Regions from separate parts of the Homo sapiens genome. Here region 1 is linked to region 2. A link is an interaction called in ENCODE POLR2A ChIA-PET data of the cell type or tissue named here. Cell type or tissue: Caco-2. All regions are shown on one strand. Links, peaks and the distances in the headings refer to the core of each region. The heading gives the core; the rest is flanking DNA.

Region 1 (9,075 bases), core at 1,076-9,075, 730 kb before region 2:
ATTAAAAATACAAAAATTAGCCAGGTGTGGTGGCACTTGCCTGTAATCCCAGCTACTCGGGAGGTTGAGGCAGGAGAATCTCTGGAACCCGGGAGGCAGAGGCTGCAGTGAGCAAAGATTGCACCACTGCACTCCAGCTGGAGACAGAGCAAGACTCCGTCTCAAAAAAAAAAGAGATACACTCCAGGTAGATGGGACTGCATGAGCAGCGGCTTGGGTTAGAAATTACGGCAGCATGGATGAGAGACACCGTTCTCATGTATTTTGTTTCAGGAGGACAATAATAATACTTGTTTATTGTGATGACAATTAAATAAGATAATGCAGGTAAGGTGCTTAGCAGAGGCTTGTACATAACCAACTCAGTAATGGTGCTTGTTTTTACCGCCATTTTTGTTGTTGTTTTTACAAATAAAGAAAACAAAGGCTCTGATAGGTGATATGTAGGCCAGGCACACAGCTATTGGTTGTTGAGCAGGATTTGAACCCACAGCTTTTATTTATTTATTTACTTATTTATTTACATTTTTAAATTTAATTTAATTAATTTTTTTTTTGAGATAGGGTCTCACTCATTGCCCAGGCTGCAGTGCAGTGATGTGATCTCAGCTCACTGCAACCTCTGCCTCCCGGGTTCAAGTGATTCTCCTGCCTTAGCCTCCTGAGTAGCTGGGACCACAGGCACATGACATCATGACCAGCTAATTTTTATATTCTTAGTAAAGACAGGGTTTCGCCATATCGGCCAGGCTGGTCTTGAACTCCTGACCTCAAGTGATCCGCCTGCCTTGGCCTCCTAAAGTGCTGGGATTACAGGCGTGAGCCCACTGCGCACAGCCTATTTATTTACTTTTAGAGACAGAGTCTCACTATGTTGTCTAGGGTGGAATGCAGTGGCTATTCACAGTCACAATCCCACCACTGATCAGCACAGTTTTGACCTGCTCCATTTTCATCTTGGGCCTGTTCACCCCTCCTTAGACACCCCTGCTTACAGGAGGTCACCATATTGAAGCTGAACTTAGCACAGACACTCGATCAATATAGTACACTACAGCCTAGAACTCTTGGGCTCAAGAATCCCTAGGCTTATCCTCCTGCCTCAGCCTTCCGAGGAGCGCGAACCACAGGGACACACCACTGTTCCCAGCACCATATCTTCTTGACAGAGACCAGGCTCTGAACCACTGTGTTCAAGTTACCCCACTGTGGGGCCTCTGTTCCTGCCCTAGGGGCCTCCCTGACTCAGCAACTGTGGGTGGCCTTGCTTCTGTGCCTGGACAGCAGAGGAGGTGAGAAGCCTTCCAGTGCCTTGAAAACTAAATACGGCCAGGCCAGGCCTCTGAGGCCCGACCCTCAGGCTTGGCCTGCTCCTGCCTGCTCATATGGGCTGTGGGGCGCTACTCCCTACTCAACTTCCTGGCTCTGCTCCAGGGGGCTCTGGCAGAACCTCCATCCAGATCCTCCTTCTCAGGATCTTGTTGGGAAAAATACTAAAAGAGAACATAAAATGAATGCCTCTTATCCATGCTGCAATAATTCCTAATTCTAAGACTTTGCTCAAGTAATTTGGTCCATGGAGTACCTCTCTAATCAGTGCTTAATGTGTCTTTGGTGGCCAGTGTGAGCTATCAGGAAGAGTTACTTTATAACTGTGAGACCTGCAGTAAGTCACTCATCTCATCCATCCACCCATCCATCCATCCATCCATCTACCCACCCATTGGGCACCTACCTGTGCCAAACACATTACATACAGACTCTTCTTCCAGACCGGAAACTCCATGAGAATTGCAGACCAGGTGTCAAAAGATAATTATTCAGGGCAGGCATGGTGGCTCACGCCTGTAATCCCAGCTCTTTGGGAGGCCGAGGTGGGCGGATCACTTGAGGTCAGGAGTTTGAGACCAGCCTGGCCAACATGGTGAAACCCTGCCTCTACTAGTAATGCAAAAATTAGCCAGGCATGGTGGCATGCATCTGTAATCCCAGCCACTTGGGAGGCTGAGACAGAGGAATCACTTGAATCCAGGAGGTAGAGGTTGCAGTGAGCCAAGATCGTGCCATTGCACTCCAGTCTAGGCAACAGAGTAAGACTCTGTCTCAAAAAAAAAAAAAGAAAAAAGAAAGATAATTATTCAACCAATATCCATGTGTCTCAATGTGTCTCCTCCAATTTATATATTGAAACGTAATCTGCAATGTGGTAGTATTAAGAGGTGGGACTTTTGGGGGCGATCACTTCATGAAGCTCCATCCTTATAAATGGGATTAGTGCCCTTATAAAAGAAGCCTGAGGGAGTTTGTTCACCCCTTCTACCATGTAAAGACATAGAAGACGTCATCTATGAGGAACAGGCCCTCATTGACACCCAATCTACTGACACCTTGTTCTTGGATTTCTCAGCCTCTAGAACTATGAGCAACATATTTCTGTTGTTTATATATTACTGAGTCTGAGGTATTTTGTTATAACAACAGGAGCAGACTAAGACAATGAACCAATGGGCCAAGGCTTGTCCTTACTACAGTCCTGGTAAGGCTGTTATCATTATCACCCCCATTTCACAGTTGAGAAGCCCGACACTCAGAGAGGGGAAGTACAAAGAACATACAGCCAGAGATGAGTGGAGCTGAGACTTGGCCAAGTTCTTAACCCTCCTAACAAAGGGAGGAACCATGCTGAGGGGCAGGCCCTGGAGGAGGACACGGACCATTTCTCCTTCAGCTCTTGGCTTCCTTGGTGGGAAGTGGATTAATTCTTTCTCTTGTCTCCCTCCTAACCAAGCCTTTGAGGGTGCCCAGCTCAGAGTCTACAAAGTCCTTTTCAAGGTTTCCAGAGCCCTCCTCTCAGCCCTGTAGGGGATTCAGGGCGGGGGGACCTTCCCCATGGTTCAGATGGGAGAATTGAGGCCTCTGTACTGCCCACAGTCACATGCCATATTAGGGGCCTGGAATCTCATGCTTCAAGAAACTGAGCATGGAACTGGCTGCTAGATATTTCCTGTAGGTGTGGTATGAAGCGCTTAGAGTCTGACAGGTCCTAGCTCTGCCACTTACAAGTTATGCAGTCTTAGAGGAATCACTTCACCCCTCTGAACCGCAGACTTCTCCCCTGAATAGTGAGGACAGTGCTAGTACCTATTTGAGAGATGTTGGGAGGATGAAATGAAAGAATGCTTGTGAAGCACTTAGCGTAGTACCTGGAACATAGTGAGTGCTCCAACAATGAGGTTATGATGGTACGAAGTACCTAAAACAGAACATCAGACTGGTAGGAGTATCCATGCTGAGGGTAATATTAGCTAATGTTTCTCTTTTTTTGAGACAGAATCTCGCTCTGTCACCCAGGCTGGAGTGCAATGGCCTGATCTCGGCTCACTTCAACCTCCACTTCCCAGGTTCAAGCAATTCTCCTGCCTCAGCCTCCCATGTAGCTGGGATTACAGGCACAAGCCACTATGCCCAGCTAATTTTTGTATTTTTAGTAGAGACAGGGTTTCACTGTGTTGGCCAGGCTGGTCTCCAACTCCTGGCCTCAAGTGATCCGCCCTCCTTGGCCTCCCAAATTGTTAGGATTACAGGCGTGAGCCACCATGCCTGGCCAGCTAATGTCTTTTTTATTGCTACTATGTACCAGACACAGTCATCTGGACAATATCCCTCTAACTTAGTGCCATTTTACAGATGTGATAACTAAGGCTTGAAATTGACTTGCCCTAGCTCCTTGCCCAGCAAGAGGAAGAGTCTGGGCCTGAACCTGAGTCTAAGTCCATGATCTCAGGAGCTCTGATCCACTGTCTTGGATTCTCCAACTCCATTATGTTGAAGCCAAGAGAGGAAAAGGGAGTTTCTCAGGGCACCATGGAAGGTGGGGGTAGGGCAGACCACACTGGGGAGGAATTTTTTCTTCCTGGCAGCTCTTCATGGGTCTGGATAATTCTCCAGCTTTAGGATTAAGGCAGAGCCTGACTAGCACATTCATAGTCCTCTGGAAGGATCCAGGGATCTGGCTTTTAGTCTCAGGCCAGCTAGCAGATTCCATTTCCACTCCCCCGACCCGAGCTTTAATGACACCTTCAGCCCCTACTCTACTCTGTGACTGCCCGTTCCCCACCCCCAGCTTTAATGCATGGGGGCCCCCTTTTTTAATCGGCTGAACCTTTAGCCAAAGAAAACTCTTTGGTGCCCGCAAAACCAGCCAGCTGCCCTGGAATGTTGGAGGGGGGTCATCAAGCTGTTTGTGAGCTGCTGGCAGAGAAAGGTGAACAGCTACCTTTTTGGGGGGAAAGTCAGAACATCATCTGTGGGAAAAGATCTAGGGCAGACCAGCTCAGAGGCTTGGGCCTCAGTTTCCCATATTCACCACCATGGCATGTATGGGGGATGAATAACTTCAGCTAAAGATTCAAGAACTATTGTTTGGGTGCTTGCTACATGCCAGGTACTGCACTGGCTGCTGCAGACACATCGGGGACAGAGTTAAGCCCTGTCCTTGGGGGCTGACATTCTAGCAGAAGGCAGTCGCTCAGTAAGTTTCCCAACAGGCTAGAGGCAGGTGCCTCAGGCCCATAAGACCTGATCAACACACTTGTGGCTGGATAGGTTTCAGAATTCATTTTTGTTTTTTTCAGCCAGGGTCTCGGTCTGTTATTCAGGCTGGAGTGCAGTGGCACAGTCATGGCTCACTGCAACCTCAAACTCCTGGGCTCAAGTGATCCTCCCGCCTCGGCCTCCCAAAGTGCTGGGATTACAGGCATGAGCCACTGCTCCCAGCCTCAGAATTCAGGATTTTTTTAGATTTTAAAAGGTAATCCAGTGGGGTCTGGATCCATCCATCTCCAATGAAACATACGAATATTTCTGTAGCTAGAAGTGTGAGTATTGACTCTAAGTGAAATGAACAGATTGCACACCCTCAGTCAATCCAGGTCAGATATTGCTCCTGAATGAGTTTTCACTAAGTGTGCAGAAAAGCCTCTGGCTGTCTGAATTTTCTGAACTTGGAGCTGTAGGTATGAGATTGAGGGCCTGATTCCTCTTCCCATTGTACAGATAAGAAAACTGAGACTCGGGACCAGAGAGTCACCTACCCAAGGCTCCTGAGCGAGCAAAACCTGCAGGTGGGTGGGAATGCAGGTCTACTGTGGCTCCAGATTGACGGCTTGCCACTAACAGGGACTGTGCCTCAGAGAGAAGCAGGGACGGGTGGAGAAGGCTCCTTGACCAAACCTTAGCGGCCCAGCAGCCAGTTCTGCCAGGAAGGAGTTAAACACTAGCTGGGCCCCTGCCAGGCCTCTGCACCACGGCTCCTCACAGGGCCTGCCTGTCTGGGGCCTGTTTACCAGGCTGTGCTTGCATCACCGGCTCTGGCTCCGACGTGCAGTGCAAACACATTCACATTCTTGGGTCATGAGAAACGCACAATTGTGGTGACATCATGCCCAGCGAGGAGGCTTTCGACAGCCTCTTTCCCGCCCCAAGTCAAAGCTGTTTAATTAGCTCCCTTTAACTGGAACTCTCTCTTCTCGTAAAAACCAACTGGAGATACTGACCAAGTGCGGGTGATGGGGATTGGAGTGTTGTGTGTTTCTGTGTGTGTGTGTTTTAAGGGATAAAAATAGCCCATCTGGGACTCCTTTTGGGGTATTTGTGAGTGTTAATGCACGAGTGTTTATATTAAATCTATGTCACACTGGACATTTTCATCCAAATTTGGGGCTTGGAGATGGAACAAGGGAAACCACCCACATCTTTTGGTTCCCTCTAGTTTTTCCTTTTGGGAGGGAGACACATGGTCCAAGTAAAAGGGCCCTGGGAGACAATTTAGATCAATCCCTCATTATACAGCCAAGGAAAAGGAGGCCCAGAGAGGGGAGGGCCTTGCCTGAGGTCACGCAGTGAGGCTCCCAGTTCCCATACCCCTGGGATGTATCTTGTGGCACGCCCCTCAGCCCCCATTTCAGCTTTATGAGCTGTTTTTCAGGGTGTTGGAAAGAGAAGTGCTCCTGGCTAGAGCTTCCTGGCTATGTTTTGAGATGAAGAGTGAACATACCAGCTTGGGCAACATAGGGAGACCCCGTCTCTACAAAAATTTTGTAAACATTAGCTGGGCATGGTAGTGCGTGCCCATGGTCCCGGCTACTCAGGAGGCTGAGGTAGGAAGATCACCTGAGTTTGCGAGGTTGACGCTGCAGTGAGCTGTGATTGGTTATTGCACTCCAGCCTGGGAGACAGAGTGAGATCCCATCTCCAAAAAAAAAAAAAAAAAAAAATGTGGGGCGGTGGGGCCAAGCACAGTGGCTCACACGAGTAATCCCAGCTCTTTGGGAGGCTGAGGCAGGCGGATCACTTGAGGTCAGGAGTTTGAGACCAGCCTGGCAGCCTGGCCAACATGGTGAAACCCCATCTCTATTAAAAATACAAAAATTAGCTGGATGTGGTGGCGGGCCCCTGTAATCCCAGCTACTCAGGAGGCTGAGGCAGGGGAATTGCTTGAACTCTGGAGGTAGAGGTTGCCGTGAGCCGAGATGGCGCCACTGCACTCCAGCCTGGGTGACAGAGCAAGACAGTCTCAAAAGAAAAAAACTGTGGATACCTTTTTTTGTGGTGGTGGTGGTGGTGGCTTCCACATGTGGTGTTGGGGTGGCAGCAGTGAATAATAAAACAAGAGACCTCAGCCTCCCCAATCTCCTGTCTTTCTTTTTTTGAGACAGGGTATTGCTCTGTTGCTCAGGCTGGAGTGCAGTGCTGTGATCACAGCCCACTGCAGCCTTGACCTCCCAGGCTCAGGTGATGCTCCCACCTCAGCCTCCAGAGTAGCTGGGACTATAGGCATGTGCCATCACACTCAGCTAGTTTTTGTGGTTTTAGTTCAGACAGGGTTTTGCCACATTGCCCAGGCTGGTCTCGAACTCCTGGACTCAAGTGATCTGCCCATCTCGGCCTCCCAAAGTGTTGGGATTACAGGCCTGAGCAACTGTGCCTGGCCACCTCCTCTTTTTCTGTCCCAACGACTTGCCTCTCCCCCGCAGATCACCCCAGGTCTTCTTTTGTTTCTCTTTCCAAAGAAGTCCCAGTCCTTGCTGACTTCCTGCGATGGCCACTGAAGCTTGTTTCTCACTTAGGGATACTAAATTGAGCCAATATAAATGTAGGACACCCAGTTGAATTTGAGTTCAGATAAACAACGTTTTAGTTTATGTCCCACGGAATATCAGGATATACATTTATCGAGCAACCCTATTTTCTTCCTCCTGCATCATCCTGGCTGTGGCAGATACTCTTGACTGCCTCCCCATTAACCTTCCTTCTACTTCCTTGATAACTGAGCCCTGATTTCTGTCTGTGGTGGCAGTGTGTCCCAGTTGGCGAACTGTGATTGGTCTAGGCTAGTCATGACAATCCTGTTCTCTGTTGTTTTCCCTGACTCCCTTGTAGTGAGAAATGATCTGATGGTTATTATTATTATTATTTTTTTTAGAGACAGGGTCTCACTCTGTTGCCCAGGCTGGAGTGCAGTGACGTGATCATAGCTCATGGCAGCCTTGAACTTGTGGCTGAGATCCTCCCATCTCAGCCTCCCCAGTAGCTGAGACAACAGGTGCATGTCACCACACCTGGCTAATTTTTTAAAAAATTTGTAGAGATGGGATCTCACTATGTTGCCCAGGCTGGTCTCAAATTCCTAGCCTCAAGTAATCCCCCTGCCTTGGCCTCTCAAAGTGCTAGGATTACAGGCATGAGCCACTGGGCCCAGCAGATCTGATGGTTTTAAGATATGCCTGCAAGTTCCTTGACATCTCTCCTTTCAGAAGGTGGAGACTCATCCCTTCCCCTTGAAAGTAGGCTGGACTTAGTGATTCATTTCAAAGAGTGATTTCTGAGGGCAGCTCATAAAAACCATTGTTGCTTCTGCCTTGCTCTCTTAAATTACTCATTCTAGCGGAAGCCTGCTGCCATGTTGTGAGGACACCCAGTAGCCCTATGGAGAGGCCTGCATGGGGAGAACCTAAGTCCTCCCATCAACAGCTAGCCCCAGCTTGCCAGGCATGTGAGTGAGCAACCTTAAAAGTGGCTCCAGACCCAGTCAAGCCTTTGAATGACTGCAGTGTGGGCCAACATTCTGACAACAGCATAAACCAGAGATATGCCTGTATTAATCATATTTTTCATTTTCTTTCTTCTTTTTCTTTCTTTTTTCTTTCTCTTTTTTTCTTTCTTCCTCTCCTTCTCTTTCTTTCTTCTTTCTTTCCTCTTTCTTTCTCTTTCTTTCCCTCCCTCCCTTCCTTCCTTCCTTCCCTTTCTTTCTTCCTCTCTTTCTTTCTTTCTCTTTCTTTCTTTTTCTTTTTCTTTTGTTTTTTTTTTGAGATGGAGTCTCACTCTGTTGCCTAGGCTGGAGTGCAGTGACACAATCTTGGCTCACTGCAACCTCTGCCTCCCGGGTTCAGGCGATTCTCCTGCCTCAGCCTCCCAAGTAGCTGGGATTACCGGCACGCTCAACCATGCCCAGCTAATTTTTGTATTTTTAGTAGAGATGGGGTTTCACCATGTTGGTCAGGCTGGTCTCGAACTCCTGACCTTGTGATCTGCCTGCCTCAGCCTCCCAAAGTGTTGGGATTACAGGCGTGAGCCACCGTGCACAGCTTCTTTTTTTTTTTTTTTTTTTTTTTTTTTTTAAAGAGACAGGGTCTTGGTCTGTTGCCCAGCCTGGAGTGCAGTAGCATGATCATGGTTCACTGCAGCCTGGAACTCTGGGGCTCAAGTGATCCTCCTGTCAGCCTCCTGCGTAGCTGGGACTATAGGCATGCACCTCCATGCCTGGCTAATTTTTTTTTTTTTTTTTTTTTTGAGACAGAGTCTCGCTCTGTTACCCAGTTTGCAGTGCAGTAGCACAGTCTCGGCTCACTGCAACCTCCACCTCCCGGGTTTAGGTGATTCTTGTGCCTCAGCCTCCCAAGTAGCTGGAATTACAGACATACACCATTAGGCCTGGCTAATTTTTGTATTTTTAGTAGAAATGGGGTTTCGCCATGTTGGCCAGGCTGGTTTCGAACTCCCAACCTCAGGTGATCT
Region 2 (10,241 bases), core at 1-8,000:
CTGCCTCAGCCTCCCGAGTAGCTGGGACTACAGGCTCCTGCCACCACGCCCGGCTAATTTTTTGTATTTTTAGTAGAGACGGGGTTTCACCGTGTTAGCCAGGATGGTCTCGATCTCCTGACCTCATGATCCGCCCTCCTCGGCCTCCCAAAGTGCTGGGATTATAGGCATGAGCCGCGCCCGGCCCCAAATTTGTAAACTTCCTTAAAACATTATGAGATTTTTTTTTGCAATGTTTTTTAACTCATCAGCTATATCGTTAGTGTATTTTATGTATGGCCTAAGACAATTCTTCTTCCGGTGTGGCCCAGGGAAGCCGAAAGGTTGGACACCCCTGCACTAATGTCTGGCTCATTATAGGTGTATTAAATAAAGAACTCTGGAGTTTGGCCAGGCATGGAGGCTCACGCCTGTAATCCCAACAATTTGGGAGGCCAAGGCGGGAAGATCACTTGAGCCCAGGAGTTCAAGACCATCCTAGGCCACATAGTAAGACCTAATCTCTACAAAAAAATACAAAAGTTAGCAATTTCACACAAGGACACCCAGTTGTTGAGGGGCACAGCCACGAAGTGAAGTCTCCCAAGCCACGTGCCATAGGTTAAATTGGGCAAACTCCCCCGCTGCAGCCACAGGCTGTGATGGGGAACACTCAAGACAATAATGAATTTGCAATTCCTTTTGCAAGCTTCAAATGCCACCACTCCTGGCCATTATTTATTTATTTATTTATTTATTTATTTTGAGATGGAGTCTTGTCTGTCACCCAGGCTGGAGTGGTGTGATCTCTGCTCACTGCAACCTCTGCCTCCCAGGTTCCAGCGATTCTCCTGCCTCAGCCTCCTGAGTAGCTGTGATTACAGGCGCCTGCCACCACGCCCAGCTAATTTTTGAATTTTTAATAGAGACGGGGTTTCACCACGTTGGCCAGGCTGGTCTCGAACTCCTGATCTCAAGTGATCCACCCACCTCAGCCTCTCAAAGTGCTGGGATTACAGGCATGAGCCACCGCGCCCAGCTCCTGGCCATTATTTACTGGGCTTCTCCATGTGCCAGGTGTTTAGCGCATACTGTCACACTAAAGTCTCAGCACAATTCTTCCAAGGAAGAATTTTTTCAGAATTTCCAATTTATAGATGAGGAAATGGGCTCAGAGAGAAGTAATTTGCTCAAGGTCACAGAGCATAAATTCAAATCCTGGTGGTTTGATTAAAGAAAATTAGAAGCTGAAGCATCACTGGAGTAACATCTATACAGTCTCCTAAAGATGAACACTCAGGGTCTCTAATCTACCCCCTCCCCAAATATCCCTGGGGTGAACGTCTCTATATTTGTGCCCTCACAGAGCTGAGTAAGAACATGTTTGGGATATAACCCTAGGGATAGAATCATGAAGTCAAAGGGTCGTGGATACTTTTCTTTGCTGTACTTGAGGCTTCACATCTGCCCCAGGTATGTCTGGCTCCTCCCCCTCCCTTTCCTGGGATAGGCCCATACCACCATGAAAGACCCATACCGCCCCTCCTGGGAGCTGGGACCAGGAGCCCACCACTGTCTGGAGTCACTGAAGAGAAGGAACATCCTCCTAGACTGAGGGTTTAAGACCAAAATAGCCTGTGCCCACTCCCATGTCTGTTCTTGCCTTGTTTATGGAAAGCCAGAAGCTCATGGAATGTGAGGATTGTACAATGACGCCATCAAGAATGTCCAGGCCACATGGCATCAAGGTGAAATCACTCAAGGCTCAAGACCCCCTCTTGGGGCTTGCCTTGGGGCCCTGAATAGTCTGTCCCAGGCCCTGCAGCCAGGTCTGAGTCTTCCAGTCCCTTCCCCTCTCTAGGCCTGTCTCTCCCACAGGTCTGCAGGGAGTGTCAGATGACAATATACTGTGACTTGTAAACCATAAAGTACTAGACATAAGCGAGGAGCTATCATTATATTATAGATCCAAGAGTTGACAATCTCTAGGGTCAGAAATCAGCTGCTTGGGGCTAAGCCCATATAGATAAAATCGGCCCATCCCTCCAAATATAGGCAGTTGGTAAGAGCTAAGTTCGAATCCTGGCTATATTCACAGCTAATTCTGGGACCTTAGGCAACTGACTTTACCTCAGTCTCCTTAACTGTAAAATGGGACTAATAATGGTGTATACCTCATTGCTAAGAGATTACAAGACATGTTGCAACCAATTTGGAAAACAGTTTGCCAGTTCCTCGAAAGGTTAAACAGTTGCCATATGACCCAGCAATTCCACTCTTCCTTATCTATCCAAGAGAAATGTAAACATAAGGCCCCCACACAAAAGCTTGTACCTGAATGGTCAGAGCAGCATTATTCATAATGGCTAAAAACTAGAAACACGCGAATGACCATCACTGATGAATGGAAAAACAAAATCTGGTATAGTCCCAGCTCCCAGGAGGGGCAGTATAGGTCTTTCATGGCGGTGTGGGCCTATCCCAGGAAAGGGAGGGGTGGAGTCAGACATACCTGGGGCAGATGTGAATCCAGAAGCACTGATACATGCTACAATGTGGATGAAACTTGAAAATGTTCAAGAGAAAGAATCCAGACATAAAAGGCCATATATTGTATAATTCCATTTATATGAAATATCCAGAAAAGGGACATCTATAGAAACAGGAAGCAGATTAGTGGTTGCCAGGGACTGGGGGAGCCAGGATGCGGAGTGACTGCTAATTGGTAGGAGTTTCTTTTTGGGGTGATGAAAATGTTCTAAAATTAGAATGTTGTGATGGCTGCACAACTCTGTAAATATGCTAAAAATCATTGTACACTTTAAACGTGAATTTATGGTATGTTTATGTTCCATAAAACTGCTGGGGAAAAGACTACAGGAGAAAGTAGGTAGAGCTTCGGGCGTGCGTGGCTCAGTAAACGCTGGTGATTATTAATAATTAGGTCTCACGAGGTAATTTAAAGCCCCAGAAGCAGTGAGTGCAATGGGACTGCCAGACTTCTGGCTCAGGCTGGGCCTTTAAGCCGCTCTGCGTCCCTGAACTCACTTGGGCCTCCTCAGAGTTCCTCATAAATGAATGGGGCAAACAATCCCTACCACGTCCTTGGGGTCTCGCAGGGAGCGGGGCTCAGGAGGCAGATGAGGAATCCATGGAGGAAGCCCTGGGCCTCCGGCTCGCGCTCTGCAGTAGGTGACAGGCCCCGCTTGGAGCCAACCCGGAAAGGCCCGAGCTCGTCCAGGTGAGTTCTTGTGATTGGCAGCCCGGAGGAGGGCGGGGAGGGCTGCGGTGACGGCTGCCCCGCCCCCTCACTTCGGGCTTGTTGGCGCCCGCCGGGGGAGGGTGGGCGGGGCCCGGGGTCCGCGGCGCCCATTGGGCGTGGGGGGAGAGCTCCGGGGTGGGCCTGGAGCCCCGCCCCCCGGCCTTGCGGCGGCCAATAGGCGCCGCGCGTGGGCGGGGCGTCGGCGGCAGCAGGGCGGCTGAGGTGGCCGCTGGAGCTCAGGCGGCGGGCGCGGCTGGGATGGCGAAGAGCAACGGAGAGAATGGGCCGCGCGCGCCCGCGGCCGGGGAAAGCCTGTCGGGAACCCGGGAGAGCCTGGCCCAGGGCCCCGACGCCGCAACCACCGACGAACTCAGCTCTCTCGGGTCTGACTCGGAGGCCAACGGCTTCGCCGAGCGCCGCATCGACAAGTTCGGCTTCATCGTGGGCTCGCAGGGCGCCGAGGGCGCGTGAGTAGCGCCGGGGGTCGGGACTGAGCGCGCCACCCACGCGAGGGGCCTCGACACGGACGGAGGCGCCCTCGGGACTTGCCGACACGTCCCCCTCCCAGGCAGGGACCACTAATCCCCGTTCCCTCCCCTGCCCCACCCCCACCACCCCTGCCTTCCTAGACCCGCCCCCTTCGCAGTCCTACTTCCGACCCAGGGGGCGGACGGGCCCACACCTCCACCCGCCACCTCCACCCTCCGGACAGACTGACCCGCTCCCAGGAAGGACCGACTGTGCCCTCCTTCCAGCCGTGGAACAGAATGACAGACTGCCCCAAACCCACCCCTGCCGCCAAGACCTTAGGGATGATTGTTTCTGCCACCCCGACAGGCTCCCAGATGGCTGGCGCCCCCCTCCATAGACACTCATTCTCCATCTTTCCCCCTCCCACAAACCCACAGACGCCCTTGTCTCCCCGCCTCACTGCCCCCACACCAGGAGACCTCAGACCGACTTCAGGACTGACTGCCCCGCCCCCACCCCTTCCCAGGACAGACTGACCCTTTCCTCGAGGCATACAGACCTCTGGATGGACAGACATTGGTCACCTCCCTCCCCTCAGCTCCATCCTGGGACAGACAGTCCCTTCTCCTCATGGAAGGGTCGGAGAAGGGCCCCCTATCCGCTCATACACAGCTTCCTCCACTGGCACTGGCAACAGGTGGGCAGGTACTCCCCCTTCCCAGCACGTACAGGGCGACAGGGAGCCCCACCACTAGGACAGACCATCAGCTCCAGCAGCCACAGGAGCCAGTAGATGGGCTCTGTGTATGTCCTGTGTATGTATGCGCCTCCTCCCAAGGGCAGATCTTGGGCGTGGGACGGGGGCAGGCAGGGAGACAGCAGGGTCCCTGCTCATATTAGCACCCCCCGATGTCCTATCCCGAGAGCACCCAGACACCCAGCTAGCAGACAGAGAAATGTGGGGCAGTGGAACAGCACCTTGCCTCCAAGCTGGGCCCCATGTTGCCCCACAGAATCCCCCGAGCCCAGGCCTCAGAGATCATGTGTACAGGCTGGCGGTCCCCTTAGGAAAGATGGACTCCATACCCCACTCCCATCCCAGCTGTCCTGTCACGTGAGACCAGTGTTGTGCACAGAACTGACAAGACTCCCTCCTGATGTGTGCTTTCCATCCCAATCACCAGTAGGAGCTCCTGGGGCCCTGCCATGACCCTACTCCAGAGAATATCCTTTCTCCCTTTCTCTGACCAATTGAGATTGTCCAAGGTCACCCCAGACTCTCTCATGACTTATGGAAGCGCTTTAACTGTCTAAGAACCCCTGTCACTTCCGGGATTTTCCCCAGCCCTAAAGCCTCTTATTCACCAGGCCTCCTTCTTCCTTGGAGAAATCCAGGCCCCTCCCCTAAGGGGAGTTCCCTCTCACCCACTGGATCTGTCTCCTCCAGTATCTCCCTACTGGCTCACAGCAGGCTAGGTTTAGTCCAGGACTCAGAGAGAGCACCCCTCATTCTGAACCCTCACCCTGACTGATGCTTTGTCACAGTTCCCCAGGGATTCACTTGTGAGAACTTAGTGGGGACCTGGAGTGTTTTGAATTGAGGAGCAGTCACCTGGGATTAGGACCCAGGGAGGTGTGTGGTCTTGAGATCTAGGAAAGGAGTTCCCAGTTGCATTTATGGGACCTTGGAAGGAAGAGCTCAGATTTGTGGGAGAATGCTAGGGCATGAGAGTTCCTACTACATGCTTATCAGGCAATCAACCAGATCTTGGGGTGCAGAGCAATGTGATATATTAGGAAAAGGCCAAACTTAGGAATTACACTTGCTAGCTTTGTGACCTTGGGCAAGATCCTGAATCTCTGAGCCTGTTTACTCACTGTAAAGGGCGACAGTAACACCCACTTCCCAACATTACTCTGGGGGTTAAATGAGTATATGATACGTGAAGGTGCCTGGCACAGCGCTTGTCACAAGTAGCGGCCCAGAAAATGTTAGTTTTCTTTCTTTCCTTCTAAGGGTCTGAGAAATGAAGAGAAAAATGAGGGCATATCTCTGGTATTTGTGGGCAGAGTGAGGCCCCAGTGGAAGCACCTCCCTTTGGCTGTAGTCCCCAACCAGGCAGCCAGACATCTGTCTTTCTTACCCCACAACCACAAACCCGGGATGTGGCTCTGCAGACACCCTCTACATGGCTGCTGTCTGTAGGGCTGGGGCTGAGGTGGGATCCCAGCTCCAGTCCTCTCTCCTTCCCTCACTTTCTGGAGCCTGTCAGTCAACCTAAAATCTCTGGTATCTGAAAGCTTCGATGTTCCCTACTTAATTTATATTGTGGTTTCAAAAAAGCCAAGAGTAAGTCCCTGCCCAAGGCCATAGAGGGGAAGTTATGGAAAGCTTCAGGGTGACCGCCCTGAACCCAGTCTCGTGGTTGAAGGCTAGGAGTCCATGTTCTATGCTAGAGAAGTGAAACGTTAGCCCTCATGGGTACTGTGGAGATGGTGGGGACTCTGACTCCAGATTAAAGGTCCATTTCAGCTACCCTGGGCCAAAGGTTGTCTTAAGACATTTTGGATGTGGAAGTTGCCAGGCCTGGGGGTAAGAAAGCAGGTCACAGGCTACCTTACTGAGGTGACTATTAGCTACATGGCATGAGTAGATTAAAAAAACCATAGACTGCACTGTAAGGGATCTTTTTTTTTTGAGACGGAGTCTCGCTCTGTCACCCAGGCTGGAGTGCAGTGGCGCAGTCTCAACTCACTGCAACATCTGCCTCCCGGGTTCAAGTGATTCTCCTGTCTCAGCCTCCTGAGTAGCTGGGAGGCAGAGATTGCACCCATCACCACACCTGGCTAATTTTTCATATTTTTAGTAGAGATGGAGTTTCACCATGTTGGCCAGGCTGGTCTTGAACTCCTGACCTCAGGCGATCCACCTGCCTCAGCCTCCCGAAGTGCTGGGTTTACAGGCATGAGCCACCATGCCTGGCCTGTAAGGGATCTTAATAGATTGACCAGCTCAGCCCTTACTTACATAGATGAGGAAACTGAGGCCCAGAGAGAAGAGTAACTTTCTTAAGATCACAGCATATTAGTGGCAGAACTAGGACTTGGACTTAGGGTTTCTGACTCCCAGGTCAGTACAGTTTCCACTGCCTTCACCATCCATAAATATGGCCTTTCGTCCCTGCAGGATATCAGGTGTCAGACAGGTAGAACAGAAGTGTCTTAGCAGTCACCTGCCTGCTCTTACCTTCCCTGACTTAGCTCAGCACTTTCGACTCTCTCAGCAGTATATGAGGCTAATAGAAGTGGCCCAGAAGGATAAGAATATGTTGTCATTACCAGTTCATTAGACTGATTAGCTTCAGGACTGGGAAGAGGCTCATTCACCTTTTTCTCCTCAGGCCTGCGGTGGAGTAATTAATACTTATTTGCGGGGAGACATTTCAAGTCAGGAAGCTGAAAGTGGCAGGGCATGGTGGCTCACGCCTATAATCCCAGCACTTTGGGAGGCTGAGGCAGGTGGATTCCTTGAGTTCAGGAATTCGAGACCAGCCTGGGCAACATGGTGAAACTCCATCTCTACAAGAAAATACAAAAAATTAGCTGGGCATTGTGGTGGGCACCTGTAATCCCAGCTACTTGGGAGGCTGAGAGGTGGGAGGATCTCTTGAGCCCAGGAGGTGGAGGTTGCAGTAAGCCAAGATGGTGCCACTGTGCTCCACCCAGCTCTTTCTTGAGACAGAACATGACCCTGTCTCAAAAAAAAAAAAAAAAGACTAGGTGCTGTGCCTCACGCCTGTAATTCCAGCACTTTGGGAGGCTGAGGCAGGCGATCGCTTGAGCCCAGGAGTTCAAGACCAGCCTGGCCAACATGGTGAAACCCCATCTCTACAAAAAATACAAAAATTAGTTGGGTGTGGTGTCATGCACCTATAGTCCTAGCCACTTGGGAGGCTGAGGTAGGAAGACTGCTTGAGCCCAGGGAGGTGGAGGTTACCGTGAGCTGAAATCACGCCACTACACTCCAGCCTGGGAGACCTTGCCTAAAAAAAAAAAAAAAAAAAAAAAAAAAAAAGCTGAAAGTGACCTTAGAGATGGCCATCAGCATACAGATGGATAAACTGGAGGCCTGTGAGAAACCTGGAATTCCTGATTCCCAGTCCTAGGCCTTTCCATTTCTTCACCTTGTCTGTCTTTTGAGCCTACTCCGCAGGGAACCTTTAGTGAGACTGAGATGGTCCCTGTCTGTTTTTGAGTAGTAGCCACAGACAAGAAAGCAGCTTGCCAGTAAATGATCCTGTGGGTGGCATAGGCATAGATCAGAGTGCCGACAGCATTAGTTCTTCTGGCTTGGCTGGAGACCGAGTGGGGCATTGAAGCCCAGGAAGGGCCGGGTGCAGTGGTTCACCGCCGTAATCCCAGCACTTTAGGAGGCCGAGGTGGGCAGATCATTTGAGGTCAGGAGTTTGAGACCAGCCTGGCCAACATGGTGAAACCCCGTCTCTACTAAAAATACAAAAATTAGCCAGGCGGTAGTGGCTCACGCCCATAATCCCAGCTGCTCAGGAGGCTGAGACAGGAGAATCGCTTGAGCTTGGGAGGCGGAGGTTGTAATGAGTTGAGGTCATGCCACTGTACTCCAGTCTGGGTGAGACAGACCGTGTCTCAAAGAAAAAAAAAAAAAAAAAGGCCCAGGACCAGTTGAGGAAAAAGATGTTTTCAGCAGGGAAGGGTGGGAGGAGTGATGATACCCCTCCTGTCACTTTGGAGCAGGAAGAACAGACTTGTTTGGTGTCCCTTCTGTAGCATAGAGGAAGTGGTTGGGAAGGGAAAGAAGGATACAAGTTTTATACCAGGTCTCCTGGCCCGAGGGAGGTGACCTGAGAGAGGTGGTCCCTGACCTTCTTCTCCTTTTCCTATGTGATTGTCAGGTCTGGCCTCCTGAGGCTGAGAGCTTCCCATCCAGCCTCAGTCCGCCCAGTCTGCAGGCCAAATGAGGTGAGGAGCTATGCTCTTTGGGATCCCATGGGTGTTGGCTTCCTGTTATGGGAGCAAGGGATCTGAGCTGGGCCCAGGGAGAAACATCTGGAATAGCAGTATTGCCTTCTTTAGTTCTCATTCCCTGGGCCTTTCATTACTAGCCAACTTTGGAAATCATAGAACTGGCTTAATTGGCATCCCTATAGTTTATTGTGTGCCAGTTTTTATTGGAGTGGGGTCAGGGCCCTCCTGGCAGGCCAGATTCTGACTCCTTGCCTTATTCTCTAGTTAGTAAACTCAGAGCATCTACTTTTCTTGAGCTGTTACAGATCCCAGGAGAGCATGGAGCTGGCATTGGGGTGGTCCCTGGGTGGCCCATCTGGAAGGAGGCATTTGTACATATGGGGCCCTGGGCTGTGACTCTAGACTGCAGGCCCTCCCATTTTCTCTCATTTTTCCCTTCTTAGCCTCGAAGGAATATCCGGTTTGGTGGCCCTGTGAGTGTTAGGTCCTCAGACAAGACCTGACTTGGTAAAGGAGGGAGCCGGCACACCAGCTGCTACCCTGGGAAGGTGCCTGAGTGTCCGCCTGCTGGGAAACTCTAAGCTGTGGGAAAGAGATAAGATGGTAGCACCTACTTGATGTTTTGTCCTACCAGCATCTGGGCCTGAAACAGGACCTCCCAAGGGGCAGTGAGGCCTGGCTGTGGCCCAGCCACCCAATCTGTTTATATCGAGGTGGGCAAGAGAAGGTACTGTGTGCTCCCTCCTCACACAAGCGCCAGAATCTGGCTGGCTGTGTGATCTTGGACATGTTGCTTCACTTCTCTGAGCCTCAGTTTCTCACCTGCAGAATGGTTATGATAACACTGACTTTGCAGGATCATTCTGAGGTTTAAATGAACTAATAATACAGGGTAGGTGCTCAGTGAATGTTCTTCTCCCTCTTAAAGACTGGAGCAGCTCGTGGTTCTATCTTTTCATTTTCTACTTCCCATCTTTGGCTATAATGATGAGTGTCAGTGAGGCCCAGCCCCTGTCGGCAGGAATGAACCCTAACCCATGGTGAATCCTTACTTCCCCTGAGAGGGGTGATTATCCCCATTCTGTGGATGAGCGTACTGAAGACCGAGGAAAAAGTGCCCAAGGTTTGCCAGCTGGTAAATGGCAGAACTGGGACTAGAACCTGTTTCTTGACACTGCATCCAGTAGTGACTACACCTTGCTAAGGTGGCAGCAGGCAGGGTGCCAGGTGCTTACTGTCCCTAAGTCCCTAAGGTCCCTGAGGTCCCCACACCCAGGGCAGGAGTTAGCAGGAATCTGGCTACCTCCCCCTTCCAGTATGGAGGGCAGAGCAGGTCTCAGTACAGGGAAAGGTCATGGCCATCAAGCAGGAGAAAGGCACAGGGAGGAAAATCCTTGGAGAGGTCCTGGAAGCATGGCCAGATCAGGCCTGATTTAGTCCTCCCATAGGCCAGAGTCCGGATTGCATTGGTCTTGACCCCAACATGCTGCATAATGGCCATTTGACTTTGATATCTAGTCTGTGC

The links. Peaks named below come from ENCODE experiments on the same cell type or tissue, not always from the same donor. Only the 100,000 strongest peaks of a DNase experiment are listed, where the experiment ranks them.
Region 1: POLR2A ChIA-PET joins it to region 2 with 11 read pairs; 1 of 35 experiments calls an interaction of 5 or more read pairs at or near these places.

What each region holds. Positions count from the first base shown.
Region 1 is chr22:31,052,065-31,061,139 of GRCh38, reverse strand. It overlaps the pseudogene RN7SL633P. Among named protein-coding and RNA genes, the nearest start is that of SMTN, 25 kb to the left of the region's middle. In Caco-2, for the core only: no CTCF peak of the experiment used is centred there; a DNase peak (open chromatin) is centred at 5,359.
Region 2 is chr22:30,320,140-30,330,380 of GRCh38, reverse strand. It overlaps TBC1D10A (TBC1 domain family member 10A), which reads left to right and starts at 3,440. Exons shown (of 9, transcript NM_031937.3): 1 at 3,440-3,708. The coding sequence starts at 3,500. RefSeq lists silencers at 3,188-3,517, 3,818-3,867 and an enhancer at 4,084-5,033. In Caco-2, for the core only: no CTCF peak of the experiment used is centred there; DNase peaks (open chromatin) are centred at 2,440, 3,240 and 3,955; H3K4me3 peaks cover 1,794 bases.